Linked DNA regions of Homo sapiens: region 2 is linked to region 1. The links are chromatin contacts, found by Hi-C or POLR2A ChIA-PET in ENCODE. All regions are on one chromosome and are shown on one strand. The core of a region is the stretch at or near the end of the contact, and the rest is flanking DNA. Distances in the headings are between cores, read along the strand shown. Region 1 holds the start of OLMALINC (oligodendrocyte maturation-associated long intergenic non-coding RNA). Region 2 overlaps WNT8B (Wnt family member 8B).

Region 1 (5,460 bases), core at 1,585-4,084:
CAATTATTGGCTAGGCTGGTCTCAAACTCCTGACCTCAGGTGATCAGCCTGCCTTGGCCTCCCAAAGTGCTGGGATTACAGGCATGAGCCACCCAGCCTTCTCATGCCTTTTTGCAGTCACATATGTAATTTTTAAAAATGGTACAATTATATATACATATACACACACATATATATACATATATACACACATATATACGCATATATACACACATATATACACATATATACATATATACACACATATATACACATATATACACACATATATACACACATATATACACATATATATACATATATACACATATATACACATATATACACATATATATACATATATACACATATATACATATATACACACATATATACATATATACACACATATATACATATATACACATATATATACATATATATACACACATATATATATACTTTTTTTTATTTTGAGATGGAGTCTCGCATTGTCACTTGGGCTGGAGTGCAGTGGCACAATCTCTGCTCACTGCAACATCTGCCTCCCAGGTTCAAGTGATTCTCCTGCCTCAGCCTCCCAAGTAGCTGGGATTACAGGCACCTGCCTCCATGCCGGGCTAATTTTGTATTTTTGGTAGAGACAGGGTTTCACTACATTGGCCAGGGTGGTCTCAAACTCCTGACCTCGTGATCCACCTGCCTCAGCCTCCCAAAGTGCTAGGATTACAGACGTGAGCCACCGTGCCCAGCATATATACTATTTTTTAACCTGAGTGTTTCTAAGATGCACTGGGGGAAAAAAGATGCATTGAACATCTCTTTATGGCAATTATATAGTTTTGCAACATAATTTTAATGGCTGTATTCTATCAAATGAATGCTTTATAATTTATTTAACCAATGTCTTACTGTTTTGTACATACATAAACAATGTCCTGCTTCCTCTTCCTGGAATTATTTTCTTATTTCTATTACAGTATCGTAGTTTGCTTTTTTTTAATTTTTCATATCTTTCTGATACTTCTTTGTCTGTTTTGCTAGCTCTGTGTCCTCTTTTTTTTTTTTTTTTTTTTTGAGACAGAGTCTCACTCTGTTGCCCAGGCTGGAGTGTAGTGGCACAATCTCAGCTCACTGCAACCTCTGCCTCCTATGTTCAAGCCATTCTCCTACCTCAGCCTCTCGAGAAGCTGGAATTAACAGGCGCCCGCCACCATGCCTGGATAATTTTTAATAGAAACAGGGTTTCACCATGTTGGCTAGGCTGGTCTTGAACTCCTGACCTCAGATGATCCACCCACCTCAGCGTCCAAAGTGCTGGGATCACAGGCATGAGCCACCACACCTGGCCTCTGTGTCCTCTTTCTACCTTCCCAAGATTCTGTACTTGAATCTTCTTTTTTTTTTTTTACTTTTGAGACAGGGTCTTGCTCTTGCTATGTTGCCCAGGTTGGAGTGCAGTGGCACTATCTCAGCTCACTGCAGCCTAGACCTCCCCAGGCTCAGGTGATCCCCCCACCTCAGCCTCCCAAGTAGCTGGAATTACAGGTATGTGTCACCACACCCGGCTAATTTTTGCAGTTTTTGTAGAGTCGGGGTCTCACCATGTTGCCCAGGCTGGTCTCAAACTCCTGGGCTCAAGCAATCCTCCTACCTTGGTCTCCCAAAATGCTGGGATTACAGGCATGAGCCACCGTGCCCTGCCCAAATCTTCTTATTCTATAATTTCTCTTTAGGTCATCAATTTCTCTCCCGATCCACTATAAACCCTTTGGATCTCATCTCTACTTTTCTTCTCGACACCAGATCCTAATTCCCAACTGTCTACTGGGTATTACATCCACAGGGATGTACTTCTTGCAATTCAAATGCCACATGTCAAAAACTGAACTCCTATTCCCTTTGCAAAATCCCTCTGCTTCTCTCTTTCTCTCTCCTTTTTGCTACCTATTTCAGGTAGGGGAAGTGGTGTCCTTCCAGCCACTCAGGCTAGAAACCTCAAAGTCCTCTTCTGATTGCTGTCCTCACTCATCTCACACATCCAGTCAATAAAGTGCTATTGATTCTCCTCCCAAATGCCTCTCAGCTTGTGCCCTTCCTTTCCATTCCCACCGTGACTATCCCAGCTTTTGAGGTCCCATGACTCTTCACCAGAGTGGTAACAATAGCTTCCCAACATCTCCCAGCCCCCATCCCCCCGCTACTCTGCTCTGTTGCCATGAGAGTTAACTTTGCGAAACAGAGAGATTATTTTCCTCTCCTGCTTGAAAATATCTGATGACTTCTTATCACTTACAGAAGCAAGTCTAAACTTTCCACTGTCTCCTCCCACTCTCCCACCACACACCACCTTCCTGCGCCGGTTGCGTCAGCCTCGAACGTTCCTGAACGCTTTGCTGTTCCTGTGCTTTTACTCACGTTCTCCCCAGTGACTGCCCAATCTTTAGTGTGTTTTGCTGACTCCTGGCGCTCTGGCTTTTCCATAAGAGGCGTTTTTGCACGATTGCAGACAGGAATAAAAATGAGCTCTGCCTACTGGGCCGTCCTGGTTAGCAAGGTCTACACCACCTCAAAGGCAGCTATGGACTAAGAGCCCACAAAGAATCTCGGGTTATGAGGGAGGGGCTGGCCGTGGAGACGGCTAAAGCGCCTCATTTGTCTTCCCAGCAGGGAAGCGATGGGACCTCGGCGGGCAGGGAACGCGATCTCCACCCGTCTGGAAAACTCTCTGAGTTCTGGAGCACTGTTCGCGGCCGGACTGAGTGGCATGTCCGCATTTTCCCCATTCCAGGGTAGGGCAGACTGAGGTAGGAGAGCAGAGCCCCGAGGCCGACTCCCCGGGAAAAAAAAAAAAAGGAAAAAAGGCTCCCGCCGACCTGTGATTCACAGGAGCAAGAGGCTGGAAGGACCGCGCCTCCTGATTGGAGCAGACAGAATCAGACAAGCTTGGGGGCCGCTGATTGGCTCCGGCGTGGTCAGGCGCTGGTGGGCTGTTGTAGGTGTAAATAGCTCTTGAAGGCCCGGGTCTGTGACCGGCAGTAACCCCGGCGAGAGTGGGTGGAGAGGGAGGCGCTTCCTCTCCATTCATGTCAGCTGCCAGCCAGGCCCGGGCAGGCCGGCCCTTTAGCGGAGGGGACTGGGCAGGACGAGGCGATGGGTGTCTTCGGAGATCTTAAGCTGGGCTGAAAGTTAAACACTCACCCGCAGGGCTGAGCCAGAGCTGGCACCTTCCACACCGAGCCCCTTCCTATCTGTGACTGTTGAAAAGTTTAATGTGATGTTCTGGGTGAGGACCGAGGCGTTGGAGGTCGCTAGGAGGGTAGTTTTACGGAGTCGCGTTAATGGCTGTAGTGGGTGTACCTTAGTGACCACAGGGAGGTGGCAGCCTGTCCTCTCCTCCTCCTGGTCACCGTATTCTATTTGCGGAAAAGGTAAGAATGGAGGCTTGGATAGTCTTTCTACTAGAGATGCAACTTCTCCCACCCTCTACTCCAGGGGAAAGAGAAGTCTGTGGGGAACTGGCTTTGTAAAAAGTAGGAAAGAGGAAAGGGACAAATGGGTACACGTTAAGAAGAGGGTGACTCTCATACATTGCTGGAGAAAATTTAAAGTGGTGCAGCCACTGGGGAAACAGTTTGATGGTGCCACAAAAGGTTAAATATCAAATTAGCATCTGGCCCAGCAACTCCACTCCTAGATATAAACCCTAATAAATTATAAACGGGTACTCATATTTGCACTCAAATGTTCATGGCAGTGCTATTCACAATAACCAAAAGGTGGAAGCAACTCCAGTGTTCATCAATTGATAAATCAGTAAACCAACTGTGGTGTATTCATACAATGGAATATGAATAGGTAATAAACAGGAATGAAGTACTGATATATGCTCCAATGGGGATGAACATTGAAAGATTATGCCAAGAGAAGGAAGCCAGACACAGAAGGTCATATATTGTACGATTCCATGTATAGGAAATATCCTGAAGTGGTAAATCCACAGAGACAGAAAGCAGACTGATGGTCACCAGGGGCCGAGTGTGGGTGGGAAGATGGGGAATCACTGTTGAATGGGTTCAAGTTTTCTTTTGGGGTGAAAATGTTTTAGAACAAAAGGTAGTGTTTGCACAATGTTATGAATGCACTAAGTGCCACAGAACTGGTCAATTTAAAATGGTTAGTTCGGCCTGGCACGGTGGCTCACACCTGTAATCCCAGCACTTTGAGAGGGTGGGGCGGGCGGATCACCTGAGGTCAGGAGTTTGAGACTAGCCTGGCCAACGTGGTGAAACCCCATCTCTCCTAAAAAAAAAAAAAAAAAGAAAGAAAGAAAGAAAAAAAAAGATGGGCATGGTGGCAGGTGCCTGTAATCCCAGCTACTCAGGAGGCTGAAGCAGGAGAATCGTTTGAACCCGGGAGGCGAAGGTTGCAGTGATCCGAGATCATCCCATTGCACTCCAGCCTGGGCGACAAGAGCAAAACTCTGTCTCAAAATAAATAAATAAAATAAAATGGTTAGTTTAGCCGGGCACGGTGGCTCACACCTGTCATCCCAGCACTTTGGGAGGCCAAGGGAGGAGGATCACTTGAGCCCAGGAGTTTGAGACCAGCCTGGGCAATATAGTGAGACCCCTATCTCAATAAATAAAGTGGTTAGTTTTATATTGTGTGAATTGTCTCTCAATTAAAATGTATCTCTCTCTCTCTCTCTCTCTCTCTCTCTCTCGCAAACAAACTGACAGACTAAAAGGTGAGTCCTTCCTGCTGTCCATAATTCTCTAAGAAAGAAATAAGAAACAGCAATTCTGAGTCCTCTGCTGCCTTTCACTTCCACTTTCCTCTCTGTTTTTTGAAGTCTGGCATGGTCCTGGTTACTGACTGCTCCCCATGGAAAATGGCCAGGAGGGAGAGGGCCCCTTCCGCCCCTCTGAGAAGGTCCTCGCCTGGGCCCAGAACCACTGTGAGTCAGCCCGGCATACACACACTGAGCCTTTGTGAGCGCTCTGTGGCCAGGGTGTAGCTGGCTGGGCGGGACCGCGTGGGGGAAGGGCAGGTCCGGGTCCTGAAAGTGGGAAGGCTTCTGCCTCCAGCAACCCCAGTATGGAATCTCAACTCCTTGGAGCCTGCAATTAGGGCCTGTGGCATTTGTTCCAAAGTCAGTGTACAAGAATCAGCGCTTTGCCTGCAGCACGGAAAGTTAACTACAGGTCACAAAATATGACTCCTACTCCCTGTGACATTTCACACAGTTTGTAGCAGTGACAGAATTTAGAGCAAGACATGAGCTCATTCTGTCATTTCCAGTGCTGACTGTTTAGGGGCAGGGAGACATTTCTGAAAGAGGAAGATGCTTTTGAGGAGCTCACAATCTTATAGGAGGGTGAAGTGTAGTTTAGGAAAAGTAGACAGGAAATGTTGGGTACGTATCTATGGTTTGAGAGGAAAGCTTAAAACCCAGGTGTGACTGAATGTTAAGACGGG
Region 2 (5,460 bases), core at 807-3,306, 110 kb before region 1:
TCTTGATTAAGGAGAAAAGGTGAGTTGGGAGATTCAGGAGGTTCAGATAAAAGCAGAGGGAAGGCGTGAAGGGCCTTTTGCTGAGAAAGCTGGAAATGAAGCACTAAGAACACCTGAAAGGAAGTGTATCCCCGGTCAGGAAGGGGAAACTCTCTCCTCAGTAAGTGTTGGTAAGACCAGAAGGTGTGTGGGTGAGGCCAAGGGTTTGGGATCTGACCTGGCCATTGCCTTAGTTTGGAATACGGGAACCCTTGACTCTTACAGGTGAACCCCTAGAGTCTTGGCTTTTGTTGCCTGGAGCCAGCCACACTGCTTTTCCTACTCTGGGAGAGGAAGGTTGAGGTCGTCTAGCATCTGACCAGTTCTGCTCTAGAAGAGCTGCCCAGCCCCAGACCTGGGACTGTCCTAGGGCAAGGAAGCTGGCTGGGAAGCCCCTTGGGCTACAGAGGGTCTGTCAGGGATTGGTTCTTCCCTCCCCAAGGTCTTGCTCTGTTTCATAAACAAGTCCCTGCTGTACTCTCTGAGAATAAAACCAGAAGACTCAAGTACCACAAGCAGCAAGCTCATGGCTCTTGAGTGAATGTATTAGAAGATTTAAATAGATGATTTACTAATCCTTGGCAGCTTAGCCTCAATCCAGATAACTGCTTGGGCCACCAGGGAAGTGAGGCTTTAGGGAGGATGGTATCCTGCCAAGATGGGAGGGAGGAGAGAGCCTACAGGTTGTATCTGTTACCACAGCCCACCCGAATATCCTCAAGAATAAGTGCAGTACCTAGAAAAAGAGCACATATCACAATGACTGCAATAAATTAAGGTTCAAGGTGCTGAACTTCCTACTAAGCAACAGTTTCATTGCAGGAAGTTTACTCATTGAAGGAAGATATCCAGTGCTCTGAATCCTGCCTGTTTGAGAACCAGGTTAGTGAGAAGGAAGGGTCTCAGTTTCTCCTTCTTAGGACCTGCCTCTAGAGGTGCAGACCAGGATCTGAAGAGGAAAGTGGCTTTATTTACCTCAGTCTTGGCTCAGAGGAACAAAGATCCTTTGGAGAAGAAGAGGTAAAGTTGGTTGCTAGGAGGAAGTAGGTCAGGAGAAGGGAGAAGTTACCTTTAAAGGGTAGGAAATGACTGTAATCTGCCCTTAACGTATTTCCTAGACCTTCGGGGTATGTATCTGGAGTCCCTCGGGTTATTGTCTAGGAAAGTCATTGCCCCACTAGTAAAGTCCATTCATGATATGATACCATAGGGATGAGTAGCACCCTTGGTGTTCAAGTTAGCACTCCAGAGCTCCCTCTTCCATCTTCAACCTCTGCCTCTAGGAACCAACCCCAAAGACATGCTTTTCCGGGGCCAGTTTCCTCAGTTTTTCTGGGAAAGGAAAGGGAGAAGAGGAGAGAAAGCATTCAAGATTCCTGGGGAATCTGGCTCAGCAGGTAGCAGGGGAGGAGCTGTGCAGAAGAGAGGTGCAGCAGTGGGTGAGCCCTGGTAGCAGACAGTGGGCAAAAGGGCAAAGCTTTGACTTTACCTGGGTCCTGCGTGTCTGAGAAGGGTTCTTCCAGCGCCTAAGGCTTGATAGGCTAGGTCAGACATTAGGGCTGCTAGGAGAGGGGAGGAGGAACACCTGTTCTCCTAATCCAAGGAAGATCAGTAACTCAAAGCCTGAGTTCTCAGACCTAGGTGTGGCTGCGAGGATTCAGACAGAGCTCTAGGAGAGCACAGAGGAATTGGGGAAACAGGCTGGAAAGTGGCAAGCTTTGGAGAAATTGCAGTCTCTCCCTCTCAGGATCCCTAGGTCTGGGAGAGCGGGTTCCCCATTCCCTAGGTTCCACAATTACCGGGGTCTCTAAAGGAAGCCAAGAACCAGTGGGAAAAGGAGGGGGCAGAGGAAACCCTTAGGGTTTTCTCCCGGGTTTGTGCGCAGCGCCCCCCCGCGGCCGCTCTGCGCGGCTACAGAAGTACTTGGTGACCCTCCGGCGGCACTGCTCGCAGCGGACTGCGCAGCACCAGTGGAACTTGCAGTTGCAGCTGGACACGGTCTCGGCCCGGCGCTCCTCCACCGCCAGCCCGCAGTCCCCGCAGAGCCGGCGGCAGCTGCGGCGTTCCCAGCGACCCAGGGCCCGCCCGCGCCTTAGGCACTCTCGGCCTTCGGTGCCCAGCAGCCCTAGCGTTTTGTTCTCCAGGCAGTAGTCCGGGGAGTCCTCCAGGTGCACCAGCTCCCGGGTAGAGATGGAGCGAAAGGTGTCGGCGATGGCGCCGCGGCCGGCCGCGCTGTTGCCAGCACCCTGCAGCAGGTCCACCTTGAGTGCTGCGTGGTACTTCTCCTTCAGGTGCGCGCCCACCTCGCGGAACTCGGGCAGCTGCAGCCAACAGGTCTGCGTGGTGCAGCTGCCAGACACGCCGTGGCACTTGCACGTGCGTTTCATGGTGCCCTTCACCGCCTGGGGAGAGAGCTAGGAGTGAGAGGCCCCGGATTAAGCGCGTGGCGAGTTTAACTGCCCCTGTGGGAGTTGCGAGAAGTCTAGTTAGTCTACTGGGCCAGCCCACTTGGTACCTCATTTTGCCAATCTTTTAAATGAACTGAAGAGTTGTCCGCACCTGGAGCTGGTAGTGGATATAGCCAGCAGCTGCCTATTTCCAAGGGCTGCGGGACTCACCTTGCGGCCAGCCTCGTTGTTGTGCAGGTTCATGGCTGCCCGTGCATCCTGTCCTGTTTCCAGGGCATCGACAAACTGCTTGGAAATCGCCTCTCCGAAGCCCACATTGTCACTGCAGCCTCCCCACAGCCAGCCTTGTCCCCCTGGAAAAGTGCAGAGGGAGGACAGGTCATTGAGCAAGCGGGCGCAGAGCCTCCTGGGCTGCTGTTTCTAATTGGGTTGGGGGTGGGGGGGTCCAGGATAGGAGAGGATTAAGGTTGGGCGAGTGCCCTGTATCCAGATCAGTTGCCGTCTAGATTTGTTTTTGCCACTTTTACACGCCCACTTCCAGGTTCAGCCAATCCCCTGCTCAGGGCTCAACGACGTAAGTAGTTGCCGAGTGGATTCTTTGCAAGGTGCCAGTACACTCCTCTGCCAACAGTGCCTCTTCGCATGGGCAGAGGGTGCACGTGCCCTGCTGGTGATTGAGGTCCAGAAGGGACAAAATGGTGCCAAAAAGATGAGGAAAGCTCGAGCATTGAGGGGGAAAGAGGGGTACAATTGAAATATGGAACAACGATGTTGGAAATTGGTCAGGAGGGCTCAGGAGATTGGAGACAGCACTGGAGGTAAAGAGTGGAAAGTAGACGGGGATAGGCAACACGGAAGGAAGTTCCCCTTGTGTTTGAGAGAAGCAACAGAGGAATCCCCAGAGTGTTGTTTCTTTATTTTTATATTTAAATTAAGGAAACTACTCAATGGGAAAAGAAGGTTCTAAGCTACATTTAGCCTGGCTTGTCATTGTAGGGCTTGGGATCAAACTCGTTCACCCATCTTCCGCATGATTTTCTTCATATTTAGAAGAATACAGCTCTTCTTCACCCCCACCAGGCTTTTCATTCTTTATGTGCGTTGGCTGGCCTATGGTACCCATCCCTACATTACTACTCACCCAGTTGCCCGTTGCGGGAGTCATCACAGCCACAGTTATCAAAATCTCCAAGGCTGCAGTTTCTAGTCAGGGTGTACATGACTCCAGCAGAACTGATGGCATGCACAAATGCTGTCTCCCGATTGGCTAGCAGGAACCAAAAATCCAGAGTTAGAGGGAGGGGTTTCAGCTTAAAGAAATACCAGACATGCTACCTTTCTTTAATAACCATCATTATATCCTCTTTCCCTAGCTCCATCCTATTTCCCCATCTTTATTATTATTTTTTAACTTTTATTTTTTTGCAGAGAGTCGGTCTCACTATGTTGCCTAGGCTTGTCTCAAACTCTGGGCTCAGTCTTCCTACCTCGTCCTCCCAAAGAGCTTGGGATTACAGGCTTGAGCCACTGTGCCTGGCCTTCCCATCTTTATAGTGTATCTTACCCTCTTGCATGGTCTGCCCCATCCCTGGCCTTAGCCCTGCTCTTCTCACCTCCTGTCTTTTCAGGTCACACATTTTATGACCAAGTGGCTAGGGTACTGTTGACACACATGACTGGAAAGAGCCTGAGGAAGAAATGGGGAGGGAGATGAATCTGAAGGCTAGGTTGTAAAGAACCCATCCCCACTTCCTCCTGGAACACTTAGGGTCTAAGAGTCATGTGCAGTTAGTCTTGAAAAGAACCTCTGATTGGTAGCTCTTTCATTTACTGGCATGGCCACTCTTTATCTTCTCCATGGGAATCTGGTCTCCAAGTCACTCTCCACTTGCCCAGTATCTCTCTGCTGAGGAAGGGGCTAAGAGGTCTGAGGAATTATGACCCCTGCCTACCTCCTGATATTACTTACATTGTGAGGAGACCTTTAGCCAGCTGGGAGGCCAAGGATGGTATGGGATTGGGAGTAAGGCAAGATCCATTTGTTGAGCAATGAGAGTGTTGAGAAAGAAAGAAAAAACTCTACAGGTGGGAAAAAGGAAGTAGAAAAGGAAAAGAGAAGATCCTGGAGAGGGAGATGACCTAAGAGAAGAGAGCAGGTGAGGAATAAGGGTGTCGAGGAGGCAAGGGGCTATCCCTGGGGCTCTAACCTGTGACCAGAGGGTCCAGGGAGCTGTGGCTGAGGTTTTTCTTACCACTGCGAAGCCCACCATGGCTGGACAGCTGCAGGGCTCTCTCAGGGCAGTTCCAGCGGTCCCAGGCAAACTGATACTTGCATTCTTCAATACCACTCTGGGCACCAGCTGCCACACTGCTGGAGTAAATCAGGTAAGCCTGTAGGGACATAGGGGTAAAAATTCAGACTGAACTTAGGAGGCATTTACCCTAAACTGACCAAACAGCCCTCTTCCTGCTCACTCTCCCATCCCTCCAAAATAATGGAGTAAGCCTTTAAATATGCTGTCTCATTTGACATCACAAATAACTTGTGAAATAGGCACTATATTATAGATTAGGAAACTGAGGCCCAGGGAGTGAGCTAAAGTAATTTCCCCAAAGTCCCAGAGCTAGCAAATGGCAGAACTAGAAATGAAACTCAGTTTTATCAGACTCTAGTCCCTATTATCCTTTATTCACCTTTCTTCACTATACTATCCTGTCTCTCCAAAATGAGCCCAAATCACCTAATTCATGAAATTTAAGGAGTTCTCATCACATGACCATCTTAGAAAACAACATTTTGGAACTGAAAATGCCCATGAATGTAAAGATCATGTAGTACAATTCCAGCATTTTAAACATGGGAAACTGCATCCCACCACGGGGCACTGAGAAGGATGTGTGACTTTGCAGCCTGACACCTATAAAAGGCTGTTGACTTTTATGGCTCTGGAAATTCTAGCCATAAATTCAGTGCTCCTGCGTTCTTATCTTGGCGCTGACAGTGGTTTGCTAT

The links. Hi-C counts contacts between places; a loop is a spot of excess contacts on that map. ChIA-PET counts read pairs that join two places held with the same protein, here RNA polymerase II (POLR2A). Pooled maps may share reads with other maps.
Region 2: a loop to region 1 is called in a map of B cell, with 2.7 times the contacts of the local background. The contact joins the enhancer-like site here to the promoter of OLMALINC in region 1. A Hi-C loop is called at or near these places in 1 of 168 maps with a recorded cell type or tissue (B cell) and 9 of 50 pooled maps. POLR2A ChIA-PET finds 5 or more read pairs at or near these places in 8 of 52 experiments (AG04449, Caco-2, H1 and 3 more).

The regions. Positions count from the first base shown.
Region 1 is chr10:100,370,950-100,376,409 of GRCh38, reverse strand. It overlaps OLMALINC (oligodendrocyte maturation-associated long intergenic non-coding RNA), which reads right to left and starts at 2,834. Exons shown (of 3, transcript NR_026762.1): 1 at 2,398-2,834. RefSeq lists enhancers at 1,505-2,074, 2,075-2,642, 2,712-2,841, 2,643-3,212, 2,942-3,271.
Region 2 is chr10:100,479,252-100,484,711 of GRCh38, reverse strand. WNT8B (Wnt family member 8B) reads right to left here. Exons shown (of 6, transcript NM_003393.4): 3 at 4,700-4,838; 4 at 3,589-3,714; 5 at 2,658-2,800; 6 at 968-2,441. The coding sequence ends at 1,896. Among named protein-coding and RNA genes, the nearest start is that of WNT8B, 19 kb to the right of the region's middle. RefSeq lists an enhancer at 1,773-2,428. Within about 2 kb of position 2,056, at least 3 of the 41 ENCODE cell types and tissues checked have a DNase peak (open chromatin) inside an H3K27ac peak, as active enhancers do.